Linked DNA regions of Homo sapiens: region 2 is linked to region 1. The links are chromatin contacts, found by Hi-C or POLR2A ChIA-PET in ENCODE. All regions are on one chromosome and are shown on one strand. The core of a region is the stretch at or near the end of the contact, and the rest is flanking DNA. Distances in the headings are between cores, read along the strand shown. Region 1 holds the start of PARPBP (PARP1 binding protein). Region 2 overlaps DRAM1 (DNA damage regulated autophagy modulator 1).

Region 1 (7,509 bases), core at 1,305-3,804:
GTCTAACTCTATAAGCTGTGTTCTTAAAGCATCATGTTAAGTAACTTCTCCTGATGCACACAAAAGCCTTTCAAAATAATTTGAGGTAGTGCCAATGTTTCATATACCCAAGACTATATAAGGCATCCAATTCCTTTCTCTGAGTTTACAGACATGCCTGCTAAAAGTTTTTTTCCTACTTTAAGTACTCAAGTCTCAACATACTCACATGCCCATCATCTTATTTTGGGTATTTTCCTGTACTTATTCCATTTCCTGACTCCTTCTGCTATCCTTTTCTTCTATTTTTATGTGGCATAAACAGAATCCTAGATGTTTACTTTGGTTTGTATAATCAAGAGCAAAGATACATGCCACTTGCAATATAATTAAATTATAGACACAATCTATGATGCAACTTAAAGATACAGGTAGAAGATTAGAGATTAATTATTTACATAAATGCAAATCCTAGTAAATAGCTAAGAATTGTATTTCTCTTCAAAAAATCACCCTCATCTCTTGAAAGAAAAAAGAAAGTGAAGAACTGTCAGCTTCAGTGACATGGTCACTTTGCCTGAAATACATTTTTAGGAGTAAATTACTTACTGGTATTATTTAAAGGTAGTATTATGAGATTTGATTGCTATGAATGAAGACTCACTTGGGAATTAGGCCATTCTGAAATGTGGCTCCACCACTTACTGGCTGCGAGATCTTGGCCAAGTTACATCACCTTTCCCTGCCTCAGCTTCCTCATAATGAAAATGAAAACCCTATCCCATAGGGTTTTATGACAAGTCAACGACATAAACACAAGTAAAGCTTTTAGAACAGTGCCTGGCATGTATAAAAGCACATTAGCTATTATCATGCATTATGAGTTTCTAAGTTGTTTTGAGTTAAAAGTAAAAGAGCATTGCCTGGGCATGGTGGTTCACACTTGTAATCCCAGCACTTTGGGAAGCCGAGGCTCACCTAAGGTTAGGAGTTCGAGACCAACCTGGCCAACATGGTGAAACCCTGTCTACTAAAAATTAGCTGGGTGTGGTGGTGTGTGCCTCTAACCCCAGCTACTTGGGAGGCTGAGACAGGAGAATCGCTTGAACCAGGGAGGCGGAAGTTGCAGTGAGCCAAGATAGCACTACTGCACTCCAGCCTAGGTGACAGAGTGAGACTCTGTCTTAAAAAAAAAAAAAAAAAAAAAAAAAAGAGCATTACTATGGTGACAGAAAACCAAGAGTCTCATTCAGGGATCAGCTAATTTTTTCTAAAGGAACAAACAGTAAATATTTGAGGCATGCACAACTACTCACTTTGACCTTCTAGTGTGAAAATAGCCATGGACATACATAAACAAACAAATGAGTATAGCTGTGCTCCAATAAAACTTTTTTTATGGACACTGAAATTTGAATTTCATGTAATTTTTACACATCACAAAACATTATTCTTTTCATTTTTTCCCCCAACCATATAAACACGTAACACTCCTTCTTAGCTCAGGAGCTGGCTGCACAAAAACAGGCAGCACAGCCAGTTTGCCAACCCCTGGTCTAGTCCCAGCTCTTCCTGTAGCTAGCTGGCTGTGGGAGCCTATGCCATAAGCCTTACACGTGGTTCCTAGGTGGAGGCATCATCACACAGAAATACTTGCCTTCCAGTCCCTTGTGAGAAGTCAATGAGACAATAAATATGCAAGCACTCTGAATGGCAGGCTGCACTATACAAAAAAACAGTAGCCAAAGGCAGCAGCGATAACACTTGTTTTTAAAAAATTGGATTCCAAGTTGCTCTAGAGCAAAAACTGTGAGACAGAAAATTGTCACTGGGCAGGCAGTGTGAAATGGTTGAAAGAACTACACTTCCGAGTCAGATATCACTTCCAGGCTCCCCCTTTATGACCTGTAGTCCTTCGGTATTTAAAATCTCTAATGAGCATAAGTTTCTTCACCTGCAAAACCAGGAAGGGAATTCCTACCTCACAGAATGAGACGTTAGTGAAACAAGTACATAACCCACCTAGTGCCAGGCATTTAGTAGGTGCTCAATTTAAAAATTGCACTCAACATCATTATCAGTGTTCGAGTGCAAGTCCCAAAGGTTCCTTGGGAGGCTGTAACTAATCAGGAGTAGGAGAAAGTTGAGGAATTGGAGTCCGTGTACATAGTGGGACTAGAACCCAGGTTTCCTGCCTAACTAATGGAAGTTAAGCAGGCCTCTACGGGCCTGTCTTCCAAGCTGCAGACGAACCCTCAGGACCTACCAGCTCCATCGCTAGATACTGTGAACTCCGCCTACAGCCCCCAGGCCCAACCAGGCTCGAGCGTCAAGTCACTGCACCATAATACTTCGGTCCCACGGCACTTTGCTACGACCGAGGTATTACAGTGCAAAACACCCTCAAAAGCCACAGCCTGAATCACCACTTAAAAATGCGACAGGGCAGGTAGGGCAGACGCGAGACTTACGTGATTAGGGGTAGACCCGAAGACGTACTCTTCAGTGTGCGGAAGGATCCCCAACGGGATGCCCTCCCGCGGCCGCCGCAGTCGCCGCTGTCGCCGCTGAATACAGTTCAAACCTCGCGGGAGGCCCCGGGAGCCAATCGCTGCGCTCGCCCTCCGACCCGGAAGCAGAGCCACAGCGCGTCGCGGCAGCCCCCAAGGAAGACCAGCCTGCCTCTGGTCGGTTCCTGGCGCTCTGCGGTGCGTATCGAGCTGGGAGCCCGAGAGGCCGGGATGCTTTTCTGCCGGCCGCCCAGCCTTGCCACTCTATTCCCAGGAGTTCTTCCTTCCCACTTCGGGCCCCGGGAGGTGGGAGCGGGGTCTTGAGGAACTCGCCTGGCCCGGGGAGAGGTGTCGGCGCTCATTGCAGAGACTTATCTTGTTCCCTCCCTTCTTCTCTGCCGTTGTAGTTTTACAGGGGCAAGTCCTGTCCAACGTGTACGGTGAGGCCCCGGCCACTGCTTTAATGAGCAGTAGGTGTAGGGACGGAACAATTTCGTGACCTCGAATCTCTTGCACTTCTATACCTCTCTGTCTCCGTGTCCATAACACTTGCTGGTCACCCTTCAAAAGTCTCCAGTCCCTGATGTCCATTCCTAAAGTTACTAGTTTATAAGCGTCTCGAGGTGGGACTCATTCTCAGTACATACTCTTAAGGTGCTTGATATGTTTGTTACTGAGTCCAGCTGTTTTCAGGACAACCCTTGTGTCGAATTTTTTAAAAAACCAAAAACTCTAAAACCCATAATTCTCATGTGGGAATGCTACTTCCAGAATGCACACTAGTCCCTGACAGGTTAAGGTCTTCTGCCTAGTTTTAAGAATATTATTATTTTAATTTTTAAGTTCCGGGATACGTGTGCGGGACGTGCAGGTTTATTACAAAGGTAAAACGTGTGCTATGGTGGTTTGCACACCCATCACCTAGGTATTAAGCTCCACATGCATTAGCTATTTATCCTGATGCTCTCCCTCCGCCCAACCCCCTGAACATTATTTTTATATCACACATTTTGGTACTCCTTAACAACAGATCCTGTATTTTCTATCTGTTTATATTATAGCCCTTTTCACGTTGAGTCATAACTATCCCTAAACTGTGGTCTCCTTCAAGCCAGGAGGCTGTTTTTTTCTTCATTAGCGCTGGTTCTCCACACACAATGAAGTCTTCCAAATCCTGGCCCTGCTTATGAGCTTGGCAAGTTAGTTAACCTACTGAAGCCTCAGTTTCTCCATCTACAAAATGGAGACCAGAGGTAGTACCTGCCTTTAGATTTGTACAGATACCAGATGTGATCATGTCAGTAAAATGCTTAATATGGTACCTACAAATAGTGGTTCATAAAAGTTATTAATTTTTATTAACATTTGCTGTTAAAATGATTCCATCTTCAGATGAAATACTATTTGTTTTAGATAATCTAAACAGAACTTTGCAGTGTTATTGTCTGCTAGAATCACAGATATGGGAAAGAGCTGTGGAGCAAATGTGGAACCATTAATAACTAGATTTAATATTTTTCCTGCAGTTTCTGTCCCTTGATAAGTACTTTAAATGTTTCTTTTGAGCTTTCTGTCTCATTGTAACACCACAACCTTATTTTGATGCATTTGCTGAATGACTAACATATTGACCATTGTAATTGTACCTGTGCTCTAATCCACAGTTTCGTGACCTTGTCCAGTAGAAGGCTATTTAATTTTCACAACTGCTTGAATTTTGACATACAAGATGAAGCAAGATGCCTCAAGAAATGCTGCCTACACTGTGGATTGTGAAGATTATGTGCATGTGGTAGAATTTAATCCCTTTGAGAATGGGGATTCAGGAAACCTAATTGCATATGGTGGCAATAATTATGTGGTCATTGGCACGTGTACGTTTCAGGTTAGTCTACAAAACTGCACCGAATGACAGTGAACATATTTCACTACTAAGAGAACTTACACAAACCAAATCTAAACTTTGAAAGTATATTGAGTTTGAATGTTAAAAAAAAAAAAGATAAGATCCATAGAGAAAGATGTTCCCAGTTATATGTGCCTGAGATTTATGTAAACATTATATAGATAGTGAAAAAGAATGGTATGAGGCTTCACTTTTGCCTCATGATCATTAATGGAATATTCTGATAAGTGAAGGCTATGATTAACTGAACATTGGTATGTACAGGAAAAAAACAATATAAATGAGATCCAATTAATTACGGTTTTTCTACATCCTGCTTTGACATACAAAACCAGCTAATGTTGAGAGCCCAAAAAACAATCTTCCAGGAGATTTTATAGCTTTTATAATATTCAGCTTTCCTATTAGTATGCTGTCATACTTTTTGTGCATCTAATGTATGCAGAATATGGAGTCATATTAATTGAGCAGGCAGTTAAGCATAGCCATTAAGAGCATGAATTCTAGAACTGGAATGCCTACATGTTTACTCCTGCTTTACTTACTTCTTACTAGCTATGAGACCTTGAATAAGATATTTAGCATCTCCTGTAAACATGAGGAAACTAATGCTTGAATTTTAGTATATGTAAATATACTAAATAAAAATTCCAAGAGGGCATCTGACAACATTGTAATCCATATGTATGTTTTAGTTGTCATTGATACGAGCAGTGGTAACACTCTCAGGTTTAATCACCAAAGTAAGATTGCTTTGTGGTGAACATAAACCATGTTTTCCCAGAGGAAAGCTAGTTTTACATGTAAGAGAGACTTGGAACAATGAAGGTTCAACCCTCAGGACTATCTGGTTAATCCTTTGTCTATCAGAGTATTATTATTATTTTTATTTTTTTTTTTCAGACAGAGTTTTGCTTGGTCGCCCAGGCTGGAGGTCAACCTCGGCTCACTATAACCTTCATCTCCCGGGTTCAGTTGATTCTCCTGCCTCAGCCTCCCAAGTAGCTGGGATTACAGGCATGCACCACCACACCCAGCTAATTTTTGTATTTTTAGTAGGGGGTTTCATGATGTTGGCCAGACTGGTCTCGAACTCCTGACCTCAAGTCATTTGCCTACCTCGGCCTCCCAAGTGCTGGGATTACAGGTGTGAGCCACCCTGCCTGGCCTAGCAGAATATTATTAATAGAACCGTATTTCTCAAATTATAATGAGCACGGTAATTTGGAAGTGTCCAATTTTCAAAGATTTAAAATAACTATCACTAAAGTGATAGTTATTATAAATGTTATTTCCTCCTTTACTGAGAAGGCAATTCTGTTTTTGTTTTGTTTTGTTTTGAGACGGAGTCTCGCTCTGTCATCCAGGCTGGAGTGCAGTGGTGCGATCTCTGCTCACTGCAACCTCTGCCTCCCGAGGTCAAGCAATTATCCTGCCTCAGCCTCCTGAGTAGCTCGAATTACAGGCACGTGCCACCATGCCCAGCTAACTTTTTTGTATCTTTAGTAGAGACGGGGTTTCACCATGTTGGTCAGGCTGGTCTTGAACTGACCTCGTGATCCGCCCGCCTCAGCCTCCCAAAGTACTGGGATTACAGGCGTGAGCCACCATGCCCAGCGGCAATTCTGTATCTTACAGTATTCTGACATCAAAAATGCAATTTGGCATTTTATAGCACAATGAATATATAAAGCTTTACAAATTGGAATATAGTCATATTTAAGAGGAAGTGTGAATTGAAAGTTTCAGTTTGTTGCTGTCTGAGTAGAATATGACAGCTCCTAGCCTATTTCGTACTGTCTGTTTGGGTGGGAGTAGAAATTAATAGCTTTTAGACTAAATATGACCCTAGCCTGACTTACATGGACATGGTTTAGGATCATAAAAAGTCATATGATTAAGACAATGTTACGTACTTGAAAAAGACTGAGGAAAAACCATTTCTCTAATGCAAGCCACCAATGTACAAAAGAGTAAAGCAGCCTCCTACAGGTAAAACTAATTTTTACTTCATTACTTTTAAAATTAATAACAACATAGGATTGTATTCGCAAACACTGAAAAATGTTTATCTCATTTATGATTAAGAAATGTTGAGGGAGAAAGTCAGTGGAGAACAAATTAGGAAAAGAGAGGCAAAGATGAGAGAGGGAGAAGTTGGGAGAAAGAAGGAAAATGACTAACATGAGAAAAAAGAACTAGTATAAACATTTGTGTTCTGTTATAGTTTATGGTCACATGTATTGTCTCAGTTACCCTCATACCTGTGAGATTAGCAATGTAGGTCTCGTGCCCAAATTACTAAGGAAAAAATTAGATTTTTATTAATTTGGACAATAGTAAACACAAATTATATTCTGCATCAGACATTGGAAATACAATTAAGTAAGTCCATTTCAAAATAAATTATTGCTTTTCTGTGGAGTTATTTTTTATCTAGCTAAACACTGTTAAACATTACTATTCTGTTGTCCTAGAACCTTCAAGTTCCATTGCACCCAGTTTCATGCCTCTTGTCTTGAGAGAAAACTAAGTAAAGGTAAATTAAGTGGAAAGATTTTCACATTCCTGACAGAAAGATAATCCTTATTTTAAGGCTGTTTAGAAAACGTTGTAGATATAGTGAATTTGAATTTCAATAAAGCATTTTTCAGAATCTCATGTTGTCCCTTTGATTATGATGGACATATGAGCTTCTGAATGATAGTACTGTTAACTGGTGTCGTGTATTTGTCAAATTTTCATTAAGTGCATACTGGGTGCCAAGACATGAAAAAAGCAAGGACCATATCCTTAAGGAAATATTTACATATAAAGCAGTGCAATAAGAAAACTGCTATAAAAACCTTTGTTAAAGGGCAGAGGAGCATGAACATATATGCTTGCCTAAATCAATGTTCTCATCCAAGTTCTACTAGAGGCCTCAATTCACTAATGAAGACCCCTTGAATAGACTTAGAAATCTGGTATGTATTTTACACTTTTTAAAGTGTACACATATCAAATAGAACTAGCCACATTTCACGTGCTTCATAAGGTCCTGTGTGGCTAGTGGCCACCATATCAGACAGCACAGTTCTCTCTGCATCTTCCTCTGTAAATCGACAGTAATCT
Region 2 (7,263 bases), core at 1,301-3,800, 230 kb after region 1:
CTCACACCTGTAATCCCAGCACTTTGGGAGGTGGAGGTGGGAGGATCACCTGAGGTCAGGAGTTCAAGACCAGCCTGGCCAACATGGTAAAACCCCCATCTCTACTAAAAATACAAAAATTAGCCTAGCATGGTGGCAGGTGCCTGTAGTCCCAACTACTTGGGAGGCTGAAGCAGGAAAATCTCTTGAACCAGGGAGGCGGAGGTTATGGTGAGCCGAGATCATGCCACTGCATTCGAGCCTGGGCAACAGAGCAAGACTCGGTCTCAAAAAAAAAATAAAAATAAATCGCGTTTGAAAATTCTAATATTGGCATGTTAAATACACATAAACACATCACTTTATTTTCTAATAATTGAGATTTTATTATCTGCTGAAAATATTATGATAAAAATCTGAGGCCGGTCACGGTGGCTCACGCCTGTAATCCCAGCACTTTGGGAGGCTGAGGCGGGCGGATCACCTGAGGTCAGAAGTTCGAGACCAGCCTGACCAACATGGAGAAGCCTCATCTCTACTAAAAATACAAAATTAGCCGGCCATGGTGGCACATGCCTGTAACCCCAGCTACTCAGGAGGCTGAGGCAGGAGAATCACTTGAACCCAGGAGGCGGAGGTTGCGGTGAGCCGAGATCACACCATTGCACTCCAGCCTAAGCAACAACAGTGAAACTCTGTCTCAAAAAAAAAAAAGAAAAAGAAAACTGAACAATATTATTGATCTCTAGGAATACTTTATGGAAATAATAGGGTATCTAGGGTATATTAATTGTGGTAAATTATTTTAACAAAAAAGGGTTTCTGTAAAACATTTTTCAGGTACAGTCTTTCAATTAATTAAATGAGTTGGAAAATACTGTTTGACATGTTCTTTTTTTTTATTTTTTAGAGACAGGGTTTTGCTATGTTACCCAGGCTGGTTTTGAAGTCCTGAGCTCAAGCAATCCTCTTGCCTCAACCTCCGAAAGTGCTGGGATTACAGGTGTAAGCCACCATGTCTGGCCAACATGTTCTATTTTCTATTAGTGCCAAGCTTTAATTTTTTTCATTTTCAGGCTGCTCACTTTAAAACTGATGGCAAAAGAGCTCCCAACATGAAACAACTTGAACTCATTTTGAGTGTTTCTACATTTGTAAACAGCTCTGAAATTTAAGTATTAAAAAACCGATCACGTTGAAAATGATGCACTTGTAAGTGTTTGAAGAATTCCACAAGGAGCCTGTGTGTGCAGAAAACAGGAATTTTTTAAGTTTTGCGAACACTTAGTATTTAAACTGGAGTATAAAGAAGTTAATAGGGCCGGGCACAGTGGCCCACGCCTGTAATCCCAGCACTTTCGGAGGTCGAGGCAGGTGGATCACCTGTGGTCAGGAGTTCGAGACCAGCCTGACCAACATGATGAAATCCCATCTCTACTAAAAAATACAAAAATTAGCTAAGCATGGTGGTGGGTGCCTGTAATCCCAGCTACTCAGGAGGCTGAGGCAGGAGAATCGCTTGAACCCAGGAGGCAGAGGTTGCAGTGAGCCAAGATTGCGCCATTGCACTCCAGCCTGGGCAACAGAGCAAGACTCCGTCTCAAAAAAAAGAAAAAGAAGTTAATAGCCTCCCTTACGACCAGGCGCGGTGGTTCACACCTGTAATCCCAGCACTACGGGAGCCCGAGGCAGGTGGATCACGAGGTCAGGAGTTCAAGACCAGCCTGGCCAACATGGTGAAACCCTGTCTCTACTAAACATATAAAAAATTAGCCAGGCGCGGTGGCAGACGCCGGTAATCCCAGCTAATCCGGAGGCTGAGGCAGGAGAATCGCTTGAACTCAGAGGGCGGAGGTTGCAGTGAGCCGAGATCGTGCCACTGTACTCCAGTCTGGGTGACAGAGTGAGACTCCTTCTCAAAAAAAAAAAAAAAAAAAAAATAGCCTCCCTTACAGCAAATGCCTTTATTCCAAATTAATTCAATTTCAATGTCACTGGTATTGCAAGAACCTGAAGGGTTTAGGATTTAGGCTGGGTATAGTGGCTCATGCCTGTAATTCCAGGACTTCTGTGGGCCGAGGCGGGAAGATCACTTGAGCTCAGGAGTTCGAGACCAGCCTGGCCAACATGGTGAAACCCTGTTTCTACTAAAAATACAAAAATTAACTGGGCATGGTACAGCGTGCCTGTAATCCAAGCTACTCGGGAGACTGAGGCAGGAGAATCACTTGAACCCAGGAGGTAGAGTTTGCAGTGAGCTGAGATCACGCCACTGCACTCCAGCCTGGGTAAAAAAAAAAAAAAAAAAAAAAAAAAAAAACCTGAAGGGTTTCGAATTTAGCATTACCACTTTTCCTACAATAACCATTTTTCACACTACAGGAATGTTGAGGTGGAGGATGCCCTTCTGAGCACAATGCTGAATGGGCAGAGAGACAGGAATGGGAACCAGTAATGGGGAAAAAAGCAGAGACAGCTCATAACCTTGGGCAGCACTTTTGCCACACAATTAACTCTGCCAGGGAAATCAGGCCTCCCTGCCTTGGCCTGAGGGTATAAAAAAGCAGGCACCAGGTGACTCATCCTAGAGTTCTTGTTACACAGGTCTGAGAATAATTCTGAACCTCAGACAGCCACATGCCAGGCATCGGAGCAAACACAGAGGAGAAGCGCTGGGAAGAAGGTTGTTTGCCTGTCTGTGGAGAAAGGGAAGGCAATGAAAGAATGAGGAGGATATTTAGGAAGATAGGGAGGTGGCGATATGAAGGTGCTCTAGGTGCTCTGACTGAAGAGAAGACCAGACCTGGGGACTCTGTCTATTGATGGCAAATTGAGACTATGTCAAAGGCCCAGGTGTGGAGTCCACATGACATCAAACACGTGATCTGAAAACTTGGAATTCCAGGGTCGTGTTCTATTCTTGCTTATCTGTACATTTAAAACCATACAGGTGGAGGCCAGGCACGGTAGCTCACACCTGTAATCCCAGCATTTTGGGAGGCCGAGGAGGATGGATCACTTGAGCTCAGGAGTTCGAAACCAGTCTGGGCAACATGGTGAAACCCTGTCTCTACAAAAAATACAAAAATTGGCCGGGTGTGGTAGCTCATGCCTGTAATCCCAGCACTTTGGGAGGCTGAGACGGGTGGATCACTTCGGGTTAGGAGTTCAAGACCAGCCTGGCCAACATGGTGAAACCCCATCTCTACTAAAATATAAAAATTAGCCAGGCATAGTGGTGCATGCCTGTAATCCCAGCTACTCAGGAGGCTGAGGCAGGAGAATCATTTGAACCTGGGAGGTGGAGGTTGCAGTGAGCCGAGATCATGCCATTGCACTCCAGCCTAGGCAATAGCATGAGACTCTGTCTCAAAAATTAAAAAATAAATAAAAAATAAAATAAATACAAAAAGCCAGGCATGGCGGCACCTACCTGTAGTCCCAGCTACTTGGGAGGCTAAGGTGGAAAGATCACTTGAGCCCAGTAGGCAGAGGTTGCAGTGAGCCAAGATCATGCCACTGCCCTCCAGCCTGGGTGACAGAGTGAGACCTTGTCTCAAAAATAAATTAATTAATTAATTTTAAAAAAAAACATACAGGTGAAGGGAAGCTCAGAATATTTGGGACTAAGATTAAAATAAATAAGTAAATAAATAAAACTATACAGGTGGAACCAAAAGCACTTTGCAAATAGCCATTGAATGAATATCAGTACTGGCCAAAAAAAAAAAAAAATTGACCTAATCAACACCACTTACTGAGCATTGACTATGTACCCACCAGGCACCATTAGGTGCTTACCATATATCAGTTCATTTCATCTTTACAACCCTGAGGGGGGTCTATATCAACCCCATTTTACAAAGTAGGAAATTGGGTATTAGAGAGGCTATATAACTTGTTCAAGATCACAGAGCTACACAGAGGATTCCCTATCCCAATACAGATGTTTAACTCCCTGACTTCCCAGCCTCTCCTCTGCTTTAACAGCAGACAAGGAACTAAGCCATTAGGAGAATGATTGGGGGCGGGGAGCAAACACTAATATAGATGCTGGTCAGTGTTTAACAGCCAGCTCTGGAGGGTGCCTGGTTTGTGGCATTTGCCAACTTCCATGGTGAAAATACTCTCAACACGTTAAAATTCAGGCTACCAAAAGAACCAAAACAAAAAAACGAAATAAATAAATAAAAACAAAATTTGGGCTACCAAACGGCAGGTCACTGAACGTGGAGTTGGAAGAGAGGCACACAGTCCCTGCTCAGGAGCAGACACCAGCTAGCTCCAGCACACCACGGGAATGAACCAGCATGGTGATGAGAAGACATCATTATGCCTTTGTTGTAGACCAGAAAGATGTAAACTAGGCAAGATCTTAGAAACTCCTCAAATGCTATAATTGTAAAACCTTTCTGCCAAATACTGCCATGGTAAATCTGATTATTTTTCAGGATGACTGAGGCTATAACACCCACCATCAATGCCTGAATATCAATGGCCCACATTCCTACACCTTTGCACTGCAACAGTACAATACAACAGTGTTGACACAACAAAAATTCATAACCAGTTGTTTGATTAAACACCCATCTTTTCAAAGTTTTTTTCTTTTAACTCCACAGATAGCTATAGAATTTACTCATTCATCAGCAAAATATTTGTTAGATACAATCTGAGTCACAAATTCCCAAATCTATCAGATAACAATTATCAATTTGTGATTTATTTACACTAAGTGTAGAATTCAAAGAGGTGAGGAAATAAAAAATACATAAAAATAATTTTAAAAAAATTCCACTAAGTGACAAAGCAGTACCAATTTACATTAGCTGAAATTTTGCTCAAGAATAGTTCATGAAAACTTTCCAAGAGGCAAATGAAAATGTGAACGTTTCAAAACTTTTAAGAACAATAGTGTTTGCCCATTACCATTTTAAAGATGAAAGAAGGCTGGGCGCACATTAGCTCACACCTGTAGTAATCCCAGCACTCTGAGAGGCCGAGGCAGGTGGATCACTTGAGGTTAGGGGCTCGAGACCAGCCTGGCCAACATGGTGAAACCCTATCTCTACTAAAAATACAAAAAAAAAAAAAAAAAAAAAAATTAGCCTGGCATGGTGGTGGGTGCCTGTAATCCCAGCTACTCAGGAGGCTGAGGCATAAGAATCTCTTGAACCCAGGAGGTGGAGGTTGCAGTGAGCCGAGATCGCACCACTGCATACCAGCCTGGGCGACACAGCAAGACTCTGTCTCAAAAAAAAAAATAAAAAATAAAATAAAAATGAAATAGCTCTTACCTCTCAATGAAAAATGTTCTTATGTCTTTCCACGTCTGATTTTATATATTAAGTAAATATTTTTTACTTTTGTTGGTTTGTTTTTTGCTTTTTTGGACAGCATACATAAGTAAATATTAAGTCACATATTCTGGTGATACTGGAATCCAGATAAGTAAACACTAAGAGGTAACCAAGAGACCCTGTGGGTAACCTCTTTTTATTTATTTATTTTTTTTAAGCTCAAGCTAAATGATTCCATCATGCAAGGGCAGAGGTAGTAGTATTTGGGTGGCCTAACTGTGCCTGGGTGCCTGATTCAGTACACTGGAGAATGAGTGAGAGGCAAAACCAGTTGCTTCCCAGCCTGGCAGCAGTAGTCTCTCTACCCAGCTCCTACCACATCATTCTGCACCACACAGTTTCTGCAGTGCAGTGGGCCCTGCCCAGCTCCACCCACCACCTGATTTGCCTCCTTGCTAATAAGGCACTTTCTGGAAACTGTAAAGAGGACAAGGCCAGCAAATTGTTCATTTGCCTGTGGTTCAGAAGCTGTTGAGGCTGTTATGTATACACAGTTATTTTAGGGGTAGGTTGTGCCTAGGAAATCCGTTTATGTCCACATTTCCTGTATTTACATTTCTGCAAGTTAAGCAGACTGTGGAAAATTCCAAGTCGTTTGTGTAACATCCTACTTCAAACTAATTTATGATGTTAAGCTAGTGAATAATCACTTGATACTGAAAGGAATGAAAACGATACAAAGAAAACATGCTGGATAATAGAAGACTTTCTGAAGCTTGGTCAAACTTTGTTCTTTAAGTTACTGGATACACAGGATTTAAATATTCCAAAGCCTAGAATTATGGTTTATTGGAGGAACTTAGATGCTAACAAAATGCAACATCATGTGTGTCTCCAGCCTGAAATTTATTAGATTGTTCCAAACTCATACACTAATTGCTTGGATGATTGATAGGGACTTAGAATCTAAAAAAAACATAATTCCCCAGTATAAAGAGAACATCATTTCCTTTATCTTTATAATATTTAAATATATTATTTAAAAGGGATAAGTACGGAATAAAAAGTCATACTACATTTTATTAGCTACTTTTAGTTACGAGAGCTAACTTTCTGGCAGCTTCACTTGGTGATGACTGTTTTAGAATGTGGGGGGCAGGCCGGGCGCGGTGGCTCACGCCTGTAATCCCAGCACTTTGGGAGGCCGAGGCGGGCGGATCACAAGGTCAAGAGATCGAGACCATCCTGGCCAACATGGTGAAACCCCGTCTCTATTAAAAGTATAAAAATTAGCTGGGCGTGGTGGCGGGCGCCTGTAGTCCCAGCTACTCGGAAGGCTGAGGCAGGAGAATCGCTTGAACCCGGGAAGTGGAGGTTGCAGTGAGCTGAGATCACGCCATTGCACTCCAGCCTGGGTGACAGAGCAAGACGCCGACTCAAAAAAAAAAAAAAAAAAATAGAATGGCGGGGGCACCCTTCAGCTATATCAACTATTCTGAAACTTAAAAAGAATTTCCTACTGACAAATACAAATACCTTGCTCTTTTCTCACTACCCACAAGCAATTTTGCCCTCTCTCCATCAGAGTTCCCTCTTGTTCACACATACAACATGTTTTTAAAGGATGTTTTGAAAAGACTGTAGAGAGGCAATTGTGGACCAGGGAGACCGTAAGGAAGCTATTTTAGCAGTTTGTCCAGAGTGCTTAGCCCAGTATGGTGATAAAGAGGGAGATGAACGTGGTTTGATTTGGAAAGTTATTTGAGGGGAATCTCTAGAAACCATCCCCACATGGACTCCAGTGGCTACAAGGACCAAAAAAAATAGGGCCGGGCTCGGTGGTTCTCACCTGTCATCCCAGCACTTTGGGAGGCCAAGGCAGGCAGATCACCTGAGGTCAGGAGTTTGATAGCAGCCTGGGCAACATGGTGAAACCCTGTCTCTACTAAAAAATACAAAAATTAGCCAGGCGTGGTGGCACATA

Evidence for each region. Hi-C counts contacts between places; a loop is a spot of excess contacts on that map. ChIA-PET counts read pairs that join two places held with the same protein, here RNA polymerase II (POLR2A). Pooled maps may share reads with other maps.
Region 2: a loop to region 1 is called in a map of PC-9, with 5 times the contacts of the local background. The contact joins the enhancer-like site here to the promoter of PARPBP in region 1. A Hi-C loop is called at or near these places in 1 of 168 maps with a recorded cell type or tissue (PC-9) and 1 of 50 pooled maps. POLR2A ChIA-PET finds 5 or more read pairs at or near these places in 6 of 52 experiments (HEK293T, OCI-LY7, T-cell and 3 more).

Annotation. Positions count from the first base shown.
Region 1 is chr12:102,115,228-102,122,736 of GRCh38, reverse strand. PARPBP (PARP1 binding protein) reads right to left here and starts at 2,554. Exons shown (of 11, transcript NM_017915.5): 1 at 2,451-2,554. It overlaps NUP37 (nucleoporin 37), which reads left to right and starts at 2,623. Exons shown (of 10, transcript NM_024057.4): 1 at 2,623-2,687; 2 at 4,154-4,374. The coding sequence starts at 4,219. RefSeq lists enhancers at 1,151-1,708, 2,753-2,822.
Region 2 is chr12:101,890,223-101,897,485 of GRCh38, reverse strand. The region is part of intron 1 of DRAM1 (DNA damage regulated autophagy modulator 1); the gene reads right to left. Among named protein-coding and RNA genes, the nearest start is that of DRAM1, 16 kb to the right of the region's middle. Within about 2 kb of position 2,550, at least 9 of the 41 ENCODE cell types and tissues checked have a DNase peak (open chromatin) inside an H3K27ac peak, as active enhancers do; they include PC-9, where a contact is called at or near this core.